2 separate regions of the Mus musculus genome follow, and region 2 is linked to region 1. A link is a loop called in an ENCODE intact Hi-C map of the cell type or tissue named here. Cell type or tissue: left cerebral cortex. All regions are shown on one strand.

Region 1 (8,000 bases):
ATCCATATGATTTGGGGGAGCCCATGAAAAATAAAACACATATCCTTGTTCACCAAGGAACGAAACCTTTCAAAGCTGCTGCGGCAGAGCGTGCATTGAGCACAGTGCGTGCCCTTCTGAGGAGTAAGGGCCCTGTGACACGGTGCAGGTCACACCCTAGGGTGCTGGCACGACCTCAGAGACAGCCAGGGAGCTTAGACCCAGCCCAGGTGGAAGGGCTGAGGCTCTTTTCCTTAGCAGCTAAAGGCCTTCCACTGGGGCCAACCCTGTTCTCTGAGCTGCCTGTGGCTAAGAGGGTGACCGCTGGGCCCTGCCACTGACGGTGGTCATGGAGGAGACATAAAAGCCCAACTGTTCTCCACCTCGGAACGCCTGTTTTTATCTCACGCCATGCGTACAGTACACAGCTGCTTTCTTTCCGCAGAGGGCTGCATTTTTTTTTCTCTCTTTTCCAAGGGCGACGCTGGAAAAGCCATGTGGTTTTTATTGCTGGCAGGAATGTCTGCAGCGTTCCTCCGCACCACATAAACGGAGCCGTCATCTTCAGCCTTGTGAGGCCAAGGCAGCTCTCCTTCAAGTCGTCGGCCTCTGAGATTAATTAAAGTTTCACAAGGACTGACAGGCATTAAGACCTTTTTGGAGGGGTGGAAAATCCCTAATAGGACCCTGTGGCCCAGGCACTGCTGGGTGGGCTTTGGGGACAAGGGGGCCTACAGCCTACAGCACGGGACAGACAGAAGATGGGGACCCAGCCAGCAGGAGGTGGCAGCAGGAGATGCCCAGAGAGTAACCTGGCCTAGGTTCCGATCTCAACAGACCCTTCCCTCCTTAGGCCTTGGATCCGCTATTTGACAATGTCGGGGTCTTGGACTTGGTGTCTTAGAGCCTTCATGAGTGACACTAGAATACTGAAGCCAACCCAGGACTCTTCTGCGAGGAATCTAATGCTGCCCCATGGCTGTTACTTCTCTAATCTGATTCTGCTCCTTGAGACAGCAGAGTGGCCAGGAACGTGGGCTCTAGGGTCAGGCTCCCTGGAGGGAATCCCAGTTCTGTGGTTTCCCGGCTGTGCAACCTTGTGCAAGTTTCTTAACCTCTCTGGGCTTCTGTTTTTCTCTTGTATAACGGACATGATGGCCCCAGAAAAAAAATGCTTTAAGGTGGCATAAGTGAGCATGGGGTATAGAATGTGACAGAGGTGACTGCCAGGCAGAGGCTCCCTTCCTGTCCCTGACCACTGCATCCCTTGCTGTGGGCATCTTGATAGGTGTGAGCTGAGACAAAGGACAGATTTCTGTCAGAGGCCTTCTTGGGCTCCGGGTGCACAGTGGGAGTCGCTGCTGTGGTACAGACAGCAAAGAGGGAGGCTGGTGAGTGCTGTTGAGGTGCCGAGTCCCTACAGGAGAAGCTCATTCTTCAGGGAACCCCGGGGCATCCTGAGAACCCAGAGAATAAAATCTCTGCCCCTCTGATGCACACACAGGGAGGCTGAGCAGGCGCACACAGCAGGTGGTTCAAGAACCAGGGCTCTCAACGCCTGCCCTGCGCACACCCACCCACCCTGTACAGCAGCCATGGGGGTCATCACCTGCCAGGCTGGACCAACTCCCTCCAGATACAGAGGTGACAGTGATAGCGGGCTTCCTTTCCACCCCCCAAGACCCAATGAGTTCTCTCAAGATTGCCTCCTCAGAGCCAAACTGCATCCAGATAGGGCACACATGAGGGAGTGGGGATTCCCATCCCCTAAAAGGTGACTGGATCCTGAGAGTGCAGGAATGGCTTGTAGGTTTTGATCACAGACTAGAGAGCCAGATGGGACTCAGGATGACTTAGGAAGCTCCTTGCTCAGATGGGAGCCTGAGACCATAGGGAAACAACTTTGGTCCTTCCTGGCCCTTGCTTAGGACCCTAAAGTCCAGCACTGACGTGAGCTTAGCAGCGTTGCACTCCCCCCTTCCTAGGCCTTTCTGGGGGAACTTTCTGTCCCCCGGGGTTTGAAGGGTCTGCAGATGCCCCATCCCACTACACCGAATGGGCTGAGTGGAGTTATAGGGGACTCAGTCATATCTCTAAGGCCAGCAGACTGTCTGGTTTCTAGTCAAGCCTCAGCCAAGGCTGGGACTGGTCTTCTAGCCCAACCCATTTCAGGGCCAGTCCCCCTCCCCCTTCCCCAGCTGGGACAGAGCTGGGAAAGGTGTCCCAGCTCTCCCTCCTTCCCCTCCCTCCCTCTAAATCCGGTTCTCAATTCTGCAATTGGAAAACACACCCACCCATTCAGTAACCTTCCCTCAAGTCACCCGGGAGAGATGACCCCAGAGTTGAAACCTCTGAAATGGGGCCTCCACCTCTCTCAAGAGATTGCTTCTCAATTTAGTTACAGTACTCTGACCAACCGCTGGTTCTGACGGGTTCAGCAGGTGTGCTCAGTCGGGGTACATGACATCTTTTGTATTTCAATATTTTATACCGTGTAAGTAACTACACACGTCTGAAAACAGGATACAGAGTTGTGTTTACTAACAGCATTTTATGGCTTTCACTTTCTCTCAGCCTTGGGGAGGGAGTGCTCACTGCCCCTCTCCTGCCAGCAGGAACCCCTAGTTCCCCCTCCCCAAGAAAGAATGTTAGAAAGAAGTCCCTCAACATAGGAAAGTCCCCTGAGAGTTCCAGAGACTAAGCTGTAGGCAGGATCCACACTGGGTGCCGGGACCAGAATGGAGACACTCCATTTCTAGAAGGAACCGACACCTCTGGGGGAGAGGAAAAGGACTGTGGTGTCCATGGTGATGGTCACTTTCTACTTAGGTCAGGGCTGCTTGTGGGAGGGCAGTAGTGAAGGTCTGGAGCCTTGACAGCAAGAAGGCCCTCAAAAGTTGCCTTCAGTGCTAGCTCTATGTAAAGGCAAGCACCCGATAGTCTGTAGGCAGCAGGTAGCCCTCAGGCCAGCCTAGGAGAAAGGAGGAGCAAGGTGGCCACAGCTCTGTCCTAGGTTCTGAGTTCTAGAAAGCGCTGTGAAAGCTACCACCAGATGAGTGTTTCACAGGTGAGGGTGTGACACTTGGCAAAGACAGTTGGCGTGATAGAGCGTCTTTCTGGAGCAGTCCTGTGCCAAGCACTTCACACGTGATCCCAGATTCAGCTGTTCTCCCCTGTACAGTTGAGAGGAAGGCTCAGGAATATTCGACACAGGGTCCCTGGACCAGAGGGATGGAGGAAGCAGACTTAAGAACTAACCAGAGATGAGCCAGAAACAAGTGTGCTGAAACCTACCCTTCCCTGTCTCCTGACTTCCAAGGAATGAGACCCACTCAGTCCATTTCCTCAAAGACAGAGGCAACATTGCACAGCCAAGAAGCCTTAGTGGCTTGGAGGGCGGGGGTGTCCTCTCAGGATAAGAGCCTGCTGTAGATGGCCCAGGCTGGTCCAATTTACCCTACAATGGACATACACGTGAGAGAGGAGCTTTGATCTCTGCTTCCTGTCCCCTGTTGGGGACACAGTGAGGTGCTCTTAGAAGAGAGCATTTGAGAGAAGGCAGACTGTTGCCCGACTGTGGGACAGAAAGAAAGACGGAACATATGTACGCACGGTGGGGAAGGGAGAGGGAGCGATGAGTCCTGTTTGGTGGCAGCTCTCCTGGTCTGAAAATTTGACCATACATAAATAGTTCTAGGTTTGTCGGTCCAGAGAAGAAAGAAGGAAACTGGTCTGGTTCTAGACAGGTATAAGGATGAAAGTCTGAGCCTTCTATCCTATCCTCAGAACGGAGCTCAGGAACAGAAGTAGGGAAACAGGGCGGCGCCTTTCTGTTGAAGGGAGACTTCTGCTGGTTGCAGGCCCTTCGGTATCTGGGACTCCAAAGAACCGTATCTCTTTGTGAGAACCCGGGCAGGCAACCCTCGGCCTAACACCACACTATCCATTTACCTGATATGTGACCACTGGTATAAAGAGAAATCAGGCGCGCACTCTCCAGAAAGTAGCTCTTCCCCAACGCTCCGTGGCTTGGAAAACCCGTGCTGCCCGTGCTGCCCCTGCTGCAGGCGCAAGTCTGTGCTCTGAGTCTGGTGGGGGCAACTGAGCAGCCAGCAAGGCGCCAGCGCCAACTAGTGGGCGGTTCACGACACTGCTTCAGCCCGGGCGACCCTTCACCTGCGACCTCAGGCTGCGTACTGAAGGCCAGCACTTCCCCAACCCTTGGATCTGGTGCCCGCGTCTTCCGAGGGTTATAGCTGAGTCCGGGCCCAGGGTCAGATGTTGGGTCATTCCTGTAGCCCCACTTTCCGGAGACCCGGTTATTAATTTGTTGTAAGATCAGAAAGAGAAATCAGGCGGAGGGACTAGTATGGGGCAGATGCAAACTGGAATCACTCAAGAAATCGAATTTATGCATCGCATCGCAGAGGCTGCCAGTCACGGCCCACAATCGCTCGAGGGCAGAATAGACGACTCGGTCTGGGTCCTACCTGGTGACTAGCGGTGCTCCCTTTCCAGGGGAGCCCCCTGAGGGCCCATGCTCAGGGCCAGGCTTCCTAGATCCCCTCTGGTCCAGAGGCTGTTTCCATGGCGGCCCAAGGCCTAGTGATGGTCAACTCCGAATCATAGGTTCTCAAAAAGTTCCAGTAAGGGACCTTCACTGTCCTTGCTTCCCTGGTGGCTTGAGGCGCTGGCATAAGGCCCAGAGAGGGGCAGAATACAATTCTCCTGGCACTCGTTAGACTCAGGACATACCTAGTACCCCGCTGTTGTACACACAGCGCCTGATTTCGTTTTTTGACAAAATGGAGTGTTCTAAGCTGAGGTCAGAGCCAGGATGAGGTCTTGATGCCTCTGTCGCCATCGGATCCTAAATCGTGTCGCTTCTGGGGCTTGTATTGGTAGTTGCAGACAGATTCACTGTCGCTGGCAACGAAAATGCAGTCGAATTTCCAAAGCAGTGAGAGAAACACATGCATTCGTTCGTTGCTGCCGTCCAAGGAGTGCACGGGGTTGGGGAGAGCACAGCCCTCGGTGACCGGTGACCGTGGACTCTCTAGTTGTGTGTCTGTGCCCCCATGCCAGGCTTAGGAGACGGGACGGGAAAGAGTTGTTGTTAGTGAAGTCCAGGAGTTGCTGGGCCACGGAGCATGAGGAACACAGAGACCCCAGGGCCGATTTCCCACAGGGCACCTGACAGCTCTGTAGGCTCAGCGCTTTAGGGCCAAGAAGACTATGGCCCGGCCCTAGGAGGACCCCTTTCCATCCGTGGGGAGAAAGCAGTCTGAGCGTTAAGACTTCTTTCTGCCACAGACCCTCATCCACTTCCACTAGACGGACGGTGGTTGCATGCGTATGGTGTAGCATGGAATGTTCCAAAAAAGCACACTGTTGTAGGCCCCATTGTAGTTTTCAAAGACCCATGAGCTGCCAAGACAGAGGACAACTCCACGAGGCCTGCGCGATCCTGAAATTAGTTTTGAGTGGACAGGAGCCGTGTGGTTGTCCCCACCCCACTGTTGGTCCCTGTGGCAACCCCTATTCTGTCTGCCTCGAAGGTTGACACAGAAGCCACAGAGACGAGAGCCAAGGCCGCGCGGAGCTGTGGACTCCCTCGTGGGGTGGAAGCTCTAGGGTCAAAATCGTTTGTGGAGTGGAGGGAATGAGAAAACCGTCTTGGGTGTCACCGCGGCAACCAGCTGAGGGTGCAGGTTCCGGGCTGCGGTGGCCAGAGCTGAAGCAGCCAGGCTGCGACTCGAGGGAGGGGAAGCGAGCCGCAGCCAGGAGGCTGGAAACCCGATGTCTGCCCAGGTCGCAGCGGCCGCTCCTGACTCCGGGGACCGCGGCTCCCCGCGCGGCTACCGGGACGCGGGTGTCTAGACCCTCTGGGGCGGAGCCTGGCCCCTGCTTGGCTCGCGCGGGCCCGAGCCACCGGGTCCTCCACGGCGAACCCCGAGCCTGGGGGCTGCGATTGGCTGCGCCCCGCGTCGCTCGCACGGCCCCGCCCCGAGGCCCGGGGTACTAACCCCGCGCGGGCGGCCGCGTCGCCGCCACTTGATTCTCTAGGATCCGGGCTGGGGCCGCGGCCGCCGAGTCCGTGGGGCGGCCGCGCGCGCCGGATGCGGGACTAGCGGGCGCGCGGCCGACCGTCGGGGCGCACCCCCTCCCCCGGCGCCGCCCCTCCCCCCACCCCCCACGCTGGCCGGGCCCCGAGCCGCCGCCTTCCCGCCTCCCGCTTCCCGCGGCTGCGGCCGCCCGCGCCCTGACGGCCGCGGCATGCGTATTCCCGTAGACCCGAGCACCAGCCGCCGCTTCACTCCCCCCTCCACGGCCTTCCCCTGCGGCGGCGGCGGCGGCGGCAAGATGGGCGAGAACAGCGGCGCGCTAAGCGCGCAGGCAACCGCGGGCCCCGGCGGCCGCACCCGGCCCGAAGTGCGCTCGATGGTGGACGTGCTGGCCGACCACGCGGGAGAGCTCGTGCGCACCGACAGCCCCAACTTCCTCTGCTCCGTGCTGCCCTCGCACTGGCGCTGCAACAAGACGCTGCCGGTCGCCTTCAAGGTGAGTGCAGGGGCCCGAGCCGGGAGGACACCGGGGAACCTGGGCGCCCCCATTTGCAGGAGCCCATACCGGGGAGGACTTGGGGAGCACCTAGAAGTAGGACATGAAAGGGGATGTCACCCAGCTGGCAAGACACCGGGGTACCCGGGCGCCCCTACTGCAGGATGCCACTCCCGGAAGGACCCCCGCTGGACTCCAGGCGATCCGCAATAAGAGCCCAGACCCCAGAGAACATGGGAGGTACCGTGGTGGAAGAAAAGGGGGTCACCCGGCTAGCAGGACATAGGGGTGCCTGGTCACCCACGCTGCAGGAGCCCAGGCCCGACAGAACATGAGAGGAACCTGGGTGTCCCCGCTGCCCGAGCCCGGGTCCAGAGAGAAATATGGTTACATCAGTCAGGGAAGGTACCAGGAGGACGTCCAGGAGAACTGGGCGTGGGGAGTTCTTCTGCCGTTCCTATTCCAAGAGTCAGAACCCCAGACCTCCCGTTGGGAACGGTACACCGCGGCCTCTCTGCCGGAGGACACGGACACTTGGGGCGCTCCTTCTCGGTGGCACAGACAGCCTGGAGGAGCCATACCCCGTTCCACCTGGCCTTCACGGGGCCCTGCAGAGTATAGTGGCATGGAAACCGGAGGACTGGGGCTCCCAGATTCTTTGGCACAGTCTAACCGGTAACTGGGATGAGGACCGCCGGAGCTGGGCGAGGACCCGGGAGGTGTGGGGCACAGAGGGCGAGGAGGGCCTGGCCTAGCACCGCGCCTCCTGCTCTGCAGCAGAAACACTTCCTTCCCACACTCTCAACCTCAGCGGCTGAAGTGTTGCACAGGGCGACCGTAGGCCGGTTCTAAAGGGCTGCCTCCGGCATAAGTCTGCATCCCGAAAGATAGGCAGAGACTTGGGGAATGCCTCCATCCTGGTAGCCCCAGAGTCGTTCAGAGAATTTATTTTTCAACGATACCAGGGATAGGCAACTGTTTCGTTTCTCTCTCTCTCTCTCTCTCTCTCTCTCTCTCTCTCTCTCTCTCTCTCTCTCTCTCTCTCTCTTGTAAGGGGGGCAGCCAGATGAAACGAAAACGCCTTGGTTTTCCCCTAAACCTCTCACAGCTGCCGTGAGAAAGGACAGAGTAGGAAGGGCCAGCGGCTGGGAGGTAGTGATGCCCGAGGTGGCTGGAAACGCGGCTGCTGGCAGCTGAGGCCCTCCTTGCTCCCATTAAGACTTCAAATTGGAAAGGGGTGGGGGGAAGGCTGGTGACTCTTTGAGGTCTCCCGGGTGACATCTTAAAATACCATTGGGGGAAATCTCCCGGGGAGGAGAGGGAGGAGGGGAGAAGGGGGAGGAGGGGATGAGGGCCGTGTGACTGTAATCGTCAGATCGGAGGTTTTACTGTCACTTGGAGCTTAAAAGGAATCTTTGAAATTAAAAGAAGACAGGATGTTGACAGGAAATCTGGCCTTT
Region 2 (8,000 bases), 130 kb before region 1:
GAGAGTTCAACCTGGGTCTTCTGCAAGAGCAGCCAGTGCTTTGAACTGTGGAGCCATTTTTCCAGCCTCTATTCTTTATTTTTTAAAAATTAGAGACTATTTTACAGGACTGGAGAGATAGCTTAGTCAGTTACACTCTTGCCTCTGGTCCGCAGACCAGAGTTTGAGCCTCAGAACCCATGTAAAGAAAGCTCGACATGGGTGGTGCGTGGTTGTAAGCCCAGGGCTGGAAGGCAGAGGTGAGGATCCCTGGTGCTCCCTGGCCAGCCAGCCTGGCTGCAATAGCAAGCTCCAGGTCAGTGAGAGGTCTGTATACCCAACATGTGTGCACATAGGAGTGCACCCTTGCAGAAGCACACACATGTGTAAAATACACATGTGCATAGACACAGTATGTACATATACACAGAGAAATAATAATTGCTTAGCAGAGACAAACTAGAATATAAAGTAGGTGTAAGGTGAATTCTACAAACAGGAGAGGAGCTGCATCAGCCCCCATATTGGTGTGAGTTCTTTTATATGGGAGTGTGTGTGTGTATGTTTGTGTGTGTAAGATCATGTGTGTCCAAGTCTGATGCTTCAGGCTGCCCTCACTGCCCTGGTTCAAGGCTGACCCTGTCGCTCCTTGATACAACCCTGCAAGCTTCTGAACTCCGTGTACCTCTGAAGGAAGATGGTGGCAATTGCTGCTTCACAGGAGTGTGGTGAGGAGTCGGAGGCTGTAGGCAGGAAACAGCCCCATGCCTGCACTGTGACGGACAGCCATCAGCTGTCATCTGTGGATGCTCCTGCCAAGCTGTGAGGCTCACCTGCCAGGTGTCTGGCTGCAGAGAGCTCTGCGACCGTCAGGGGACACTCAACCACATCTTTCCACAAGCATGTGTCATTTTCCACCCACACTGTCCTGTGGAGAGATGGATGTGGAGCCAGAGAGCTGGGATGGTGTGGGAGGCTGCACATGGTGGAGATCTGGAGGGCTTCTGGGCTGAGGTAGACCGACGACAGTTTGCGAAGTTCCCTTTGGATACCTGTCACAAGGAAGACAGGTGCAGGGGGCAGAACAGGGAGGAACTGTCACCCTGTCATGGGGCTTATTCTTCAGGTGCTCTGGCCATCCCTTGTCCAGAATGGGGTCCCCACCCTGAGGGCTTCTGCCCACCACCTTCTCCCTTCTTCCAGCCCCTCTAGAGCAGGGGCCTCCCAAACCCTGGATCTTAGGGTAAGTTACCTACTTACCTTAGGAAGCTGCCATTTGCAAAGTCTAAGCTGGAGCTAGCACCTACCTCTTGGGCTAAGTTGGAACAGGGATAGCCAGAGGAACCAAAGGGCAGAGACCACCTCCTCCAGCCCAGCAAAGAAACCTAGAATTGCTATCACGCAGAGGGGTGTGGCCAGGCTCTGAGGTGATGTCAGGAGGTGACCCTATCAGAGGTAGAAGGAGATGGAACAAGGGCTAGGACGTCAGTTTCTGCTGCACCAGGATCCGGAATGGCCAGAAGGCAGAGTCACAGTTGGAGGTGCATGTGTTGAGGGCTTCTTGGGACATTTATAAAATGTCAGCTAGAACTCCCTGCACCCCTTCCACTTTCTGCCTAGTTATTCTGAGATAATGTATTTAGGGGATCTTTATCTGAACCTAGGTTAATCTCCCCTTAGTCACTGCCACCCTAGTAAGAATTAGGGACTAAAGTATTTCCTGATTGTGATGGTTTGTATACGTTTAGCCCAGGGAGTGGCACTATTTAGAGGTGTGGCCCTGTTGGAGTAGGTGTGTCACTGTGAGTTTGGGCTTTAAGACCCTCACCCTAGCTGCCTGGAAGCCAGGATTCTGCTAGCTGCCTTCAGATGGAGATGTAGAACCCTCAGCAAGTCCTGCACCATGCCTGTCTGGATGCTGCCATGTTCTCACCTTGATGATAATGGACTGAACCTCTGAACCTGTAAACCAGCCCCAATTAAATGTTGTCCTTATAAGAGTTGCCTTGGTCATGGTGTCTGTTCACAGCAGTAAAACCCTAACTAAGACACTGATGGGTGAAGTGTCACTGTGGGGCCATCTAGAACATGGTGCCTTACATGTTTCTGTCATTGAAGGGGTCAGAGGGCCAGCCTGCTTTCTGTCTACATCCACTTCTGCCTGGATGGAGAGCAGCTAGCCATTGCTCCAGTTCCTGAACGTATGGGCCAAGTAACGCTTGGGTCCTTGGTGGCCCTTCCTGGCCATGGTCCTGATCCAATTCCTACCTAGCAGCCTTCGAGCCTTTGCTTAGCAGCTGTGGGTAGCTCCTATCTCATCTCTACCTGAACTGCACATTCCTCCCCAAACCTCTTTGCGCATGGAAACCATGAGTCCCCTGTGACCCTGGGCAGGGCCTATGACCTCTACCCCTGAGGCTGGCAGCACCCAAGTTTTCCATATGCCTAGTGTTGCCAGGTCATCTGGACACAGGCATGGCTGGCTCCAGCGCTGGCACCAGCTGGGATGAGGGCCCCACAGTCAAGCTGCTGGCTCCCTTTCCCACCCCGGGATCAAACAGGCACACCTGGGCAGCGGCTGGGCGGCCTATCTCCCAGTCTCTGGGCCTCCTACTCGGAGCTGCAGGCCATCTGCACTTATCCCAGAGGCTGGCTTGGTCTGTGGGGTTGCTCACCAGGACTCTCTCCCTTCCCGAGGGGACTTGGCTCCTTCCCCTCCTCATCGAGCTCAGGATTCGGCTGCACTCTGCAAAAGGGGTCTCCCTGCCAGAAACTTCCAGGCTCAGAGGCTGCCACTCATGATGCTGATCTCGATTGTCAACTTCATGAGAATTTAAAATCACCATGGAAACCAATCTCTGGTTATGCCTGAGAGAAGTCCTCTAGATTAGGTCAATTCAGGTGGGAAGATGCACTCTACATGTGGGTAGGACCGTCCCATGAATTGGGGTCCAGGACGTCACACTAAGGAGGAAGTGGGCCGAGCACTAGCTTTGTCACTTTTGGCTTCCTACCTGTCCTGTGACTCTTGTTCCCACATCCACACCTTCCTCACTAGGATAAACTGTGCCTCTTAGAACTCTAAGCCCAAATAAACTGGATCTTTTCTTAAGTCACTTTTGTCTAAGCCCTGAGTAGAGTAACTAACACATTTGCCAAGGTTACCCAACAGTGGGGGTATCCCCAAACCTAGATTTATTTCTAGAGGGAGAGGAGGTGTTTCTCTGTGTAGTCCTGACTGTCCTGCAACTGGCTATGTAGACCAGGCTGGTCTCGAACTCAGAAATCTGCCTTCCTCTCCTGCTCAAGTGCTGGGATTAAAGGTGTTTGCCTCCACACCCAGCTCAAGTCTCGATTCCCGAACCCATTGGTTCCCAGTCCATGACTCCTTTGTTATTCCCGTTTTGAGGTCTTAATTTATCCAGTCAACAAGTAATTATCGGGTGCCTGCCCTATGTTCAGGGCCACACAGACAGAGAGTGAGGAGTGTGGTGTGACCTGCAGGTGGTGGAAGATGGGCTCCTAGCAGAAGTGACATTTGAGGGACCCCACCACACCTTTCCCCACCCCCACACCAGCATGTGAAGAGATGAGCTCAGAGAAGTGGGGGAAGGGATGCCCCTGGCATGGGACTGAGGACTGCCCCAGAGAGATCTCTCCACAGTTCCAGGCCAACCTGGAAATAGATGAAGGCCCTGGGGGATCCCAGGGGCTCCAGAGCCCAAGGTGGCTGCTTTTCTGCCTTTTTTTGAGAGGAGGAACAGGGTAAGGCGCTAAAGAAAGCATAAATTTGGGACTATAGAGTTCCGAGTCCTGGTTTTGTCCTGGACTTGTGTGACCAAGAACCAGGCTCCTCTCCTCAGGTGGTCTGAGTTTACCAACTGAGGATGGACCACAGAACTCTGTGTGAATGACATGTGGTGAGGAAGGGAAGACACAGAGCAGGGTCACACAGAACCACCCCCTCCTCCCCGCCCTCCCCAGTTAGTAGGAGACAGTGTGGCCCAGTGCGGGGATCATGCCAGTGTGTGCTTCCTCTAGGAGGGGAAATGGAAAACTTGCAGTAAAGACTGTTGGACAGTAGGGGGCGCCAGCCGAATGACCAGCGGTCGGTTCCAGGAAGGTGGAAGTAGTTGGTCTGGAGTTGGCTTATGATGGTTGGTGGCTGCAGGAAGTCTGACTTCCGAACAGGCTTTAATGCGGACTCTTACCCAAAACTCATCTCAGTTCACTGTGTTGACCACTGTTCTTCAGCTTGGAGAACTGAGGATTGACGGTTTTTTACATTTTAATCAGCTAGTTTGTTACAAAAGTAAACTGCTTTTGCCTTGAATGTTTGTTTTGCTTGGTACACAGTGTTAAGACAAATTCTGAGGTATGGATTTGACTCCACAGCAAAGGATCCTAAGATTCATTAGTAATGTCTGTCAGGGTGAAGCCATGGAGGGCACAGCAGGCGTGTCCGGTATCTGCCACCTCTCTTTAAAGCAGTTTCATTACTGGACAGAATTGTCTATCGATGCAGAGATGCTGGGTTGATTTGGGTACGGTCTCCCTGCAAGACCATGTCAGAACAAGGAGCCTACTTGTTGATTCGTCATGGCTGTGAGCATGAAGAAGTTGCCTCTCTAGACCCTGCAAACCTGTGTTCACATTTACAGCCAGCATAGCTCACAATGAAAGAAGGACATTCAGTATAGAACCACCCAGGGTTGTTCTGTGATACTGGACAGGCTGGTGGGTATTGAGGGCAGGCTGGATCACCCCAGAACCTGGCATAGGGGCAGAGCAGCAGGCTTGGGCAGAGCTCAGGCGTGACCAAGGCTTCTGAGCTGAAGAACACTGGTGGCGTCCATGGTGTTGCACACTTGACAAGGTCCTGTTGGCTGCAGGTCTGCTCGTGGAAGAGAGTACGCTACCTGTGAGGGCACCTGGAAGGATCTGAACCAGAAGTCCCAGGTCAGGCCTTTTTGTGGGGAGCTGGGGGACAAGTGTGGCAACAGCAAAGAGCCAAGCCTCCATGAGGCCAGAGTTAGGGAGCAGGGTCAGCTAGCTCTTGTGGGCAGAGTCCCCAACAAAGGGCTCACATGTTCTGCTCTGACTAAAAATAACTGGTGCTTATTGCAGATGATCTAGGAGATGCAATGAAAGATAAAAGCTAAAGCTGCAAACAGCCCACAGACACCTCATTATACAGACAGTGTCTCTCAGCATGAGTCACATCTCAAGTCAGACACAAAGTGACATTGTGCTACAGTGTTGGCCATGAAACTCGGGGCTTTACCCATGCTAGGCAGGCCCCTATTTCCACACACGGTCTCATTGATTTGCCCAGACTGGCCTTGGATTTGCTCTGCAGCCCTTGACTTTCCAATCCCCCTGCCTCAGCTTCCTAAGTAGCTGGAACAACAGTCCTGAATCCCTGGTTAGCCTTATAGTTTTGAATTTTCCTTCCTCCAGTGGCGTTCAAGAAATGGCAGGTGACCGCTTCATGACAGGTGCTTGCTAGCATTTGTTAAAATGCAGATCTTGCCTCTACCTCCACTGACTGAGCCTCAGGACCACCCCCCCCCCCCGCCCCCACCTGAGCTGGGCCAGAGATCAGAGGGGTTTGGACAGGGAGGAGACAAAAGAATGCTCTCTGAGTTTGTCACCAACTTGGGGTTGCTGACAAAAGGGGCCACAGTTCTCTTTGTCTCCCACTTGGTAGAGGAGCTCTGGACCAGTAGGCAACGAGTAGCGCCTCTTCCTCCCTCTCCTCCTCCTCCCTCTCTTCCTTCCCTCTTCCTTCTCCTCTTCCTCTGCCTCTTCCTCTTTGTCCTCCCCCTCCTTCTATTCCTCCTCCTCCTCTTCTTCCTTCCTTCCTGGTGAGGCGTCTCTGGTGAGTTCCTGGAAAGGGCACACTCAGGCTGCATGACAGCTGTCCTCAGGCCTCTTGGGGACCTGAGAGGATGGAGGCCCCTGAGCTGCTGTCCACACCATGTTGGGCATTCACTCAGCCCACACTGGTTTTCTCTACAAACCTTTCTTGGCAACACAGAGACCAAATATGGTTTAGAAGAAATGGCAGGTCCAAGAAGGTGAAGAGTTGGGTTGGAGAGAATCAGGACTCCCCGCTGGACCCCCATCTTCATGCTTTATGAACTTCCAAAGAGGCCTTACAGCAGCCATTGTAGTAGAGAGCTGGTGGGGTGGGTGGGGCGGGGTGTGGGGTGGGGCAGGGCAGTGCTCACAGCAGCCATAGTCACAGCTGGTGAAATGGGGTAGGGTGGGGTGGGGCTCTATAGCATTTCAAAAAGAGGAGTAGGAGCTGCTTAAGTGACTCAGCAACTAGGGATGCTTGCTGCCGTCCCAGAGGACAAGTCTGATTCCCAGCACCCATGCCCGGTGGCTCACAACGCTAACTCCAGGATCTTATGCCATCCTCTGGACTCTACGTGCCCACACACAGAATTTAAAAAATTGTTTAGAAAGAGGAACAGTGGAATTCTGGGAAACCACTGACTAGCTATGAGGAGTCTTAGAGCATTCCAGATCAGACCAAAGCAACTGGAAAGGCAACAGTTTCCCTTTGGATAGGTCAGCAGGCTGTGTAGCCAGAACAGGTGGGTCAAATTAGCTAAACCTCCCCAGCCTTCTGCCCAGCGCCTCTCCCTCCTTCCCAAACCAGAAAGCCTTAGTGAGCTCGTTTGTTCCAGTCCCTCCAGCTACCTCTCCTTCCTCTCCTCTCTGGGCCCCATGGCTCCTGCTCCTTCCTGGAGTTGTTCTCTTGCTGGTGGCTGAGCTGGGGGTCCTCACTCCTCCAGCCCCAGCTGAGACCCCAGGGAGCAGGCACACTGTGAGTGATTCTGTCAGCCCATGTCCTATCGGCCTGTGCTCTAAGGGGTGGGTGAGGACTCGGGACAGCTGACCTGGAGGAGAAGGGTGGTCATATGGAAGGCATGACACTGGGCAGGTTTTGTTCTGAAGGGCAGACACAGGACCCCCAGCAGAAGCTAGCATGCCCATTTTTCTGCTTACTCTAGCTTCTTTGCTTTTCTGGCTTTTTGTTTGTTTGGTGTATTTTTGCGGCAGGGTTTTGTGTAGTTCATGGTGGCCTCATTGGGTCGCTTTGTAGCTCAAGATGACCCTAACTTCTGATCCCCCTGCATCCATCTCCCCAGTGCTGACATTATAGGCATGCCCCTCATCCCATATGCATGTATGCATTTCCCTCACCCCCTATATGTATGTGTGTATGCAGCACTTGGGAGCCACCAGGGCCCCACACATGCTAAGCACACTCTACCAACATCTTCAGCCCTAAAAGTCACATTTCCAAGTCCATCTGTCTGTCAGCTCAGTGTTGGCTAGTTGAGTATATCCGTGGCCCTGTCTTCACATCTGGAATTCAGACCTGATAACTGAAGCATCAGCCGCCATTTTGGAACACGAAGTTACCTATAGCAAAGATGAAGCCATGTACTGAGGCTGGCAAAGGAGAAAGAAATAAGAAACAGAGATGCGGCACCATCAGCTTCTACACTTGAGCCCTTGCTTCCTGACCAATGGGACACAAACCTTCTGTTGTAGTCAGGGTTACCGTTGCTGTAAAGAAAAACCATGACCAAACTTAGGGAGGAATGGGTTTATTTGTTTCACACTTCCACATTGCTGTTCATCATCAGAGGAAGTCAGGACAGGAACTTAGACATGGCAAGGACCTGAAGGCAGGAGCCATGGAAGGTTGCTGCTCACTGGTTTGCTCAGCCTGCTTGTTATAGAACCAAGGACCAGCATCCCAGGGATGGATCCGCCCACAACGGACTGGACCCGCCCACATCAATGACTAATTAAGAAAATGTGCTACAGGTTAGCCCACAGCCTGATCTTACGAAGGCATTTTCCCAACTTAGACTCCCTCCTCTCAGATGTCTACAGCTCGTGTCAAGTTGACATAAAGCTACTCAGCACACCTTCCTCTTGTTCGGCCCACGGTCTCTGAGGTTTGCAGGAGCAGTCAAACCCAGTCTGATGCACTG

The links. Hi-C counts contacts between places; a loop is a spot of excess contacts. Peaks named below come from ENCODE experiments on the same cell type or tissue, not always from the same donor. Only the 100,000 strongest peaks of a DNase experiment are listed, where the experiment ranks them.
Region 2: it touches region 1 in a loop (2.0-fold over the local background); 6 of 42 quality-filtered maps call a loop at or near these places.

Annotation. Positions count from the first base shown.
Region 1 is chr4:135,146,517-135,154,516 of GRCm38, forward strand. Runx3 (runt related transcription factor 3) reads left to right here and starts at 6,029. Exons shown (of 5, transcript NM_001369050.1): 1 at 6,029-6,540. The coding sequence starts at 6,256. In left cerebral cortex, a CTCF peak has its summit at 4,129 (motif pointing left); DNase peaks (open chromatin) are centred at 520, 4,080, 4,996, 7,129 and 1 more place.
Region 2 is chr4:135,014,182-135,022,181 of GRCm38, forward strand. No RefSeq gene overlaps it. Among named protein-coding and RNA genes, the nearest start is that of Gm42327, 33 kb to the right of the region's middle. In left cerebral cortex, CTCF peaks have their summits at 820 and 4,064 (motif pointing right); DNase peaks (open chromatin) are centred at 904, 4,069 and 5,149; H3K27ac peaks cover 373 bases.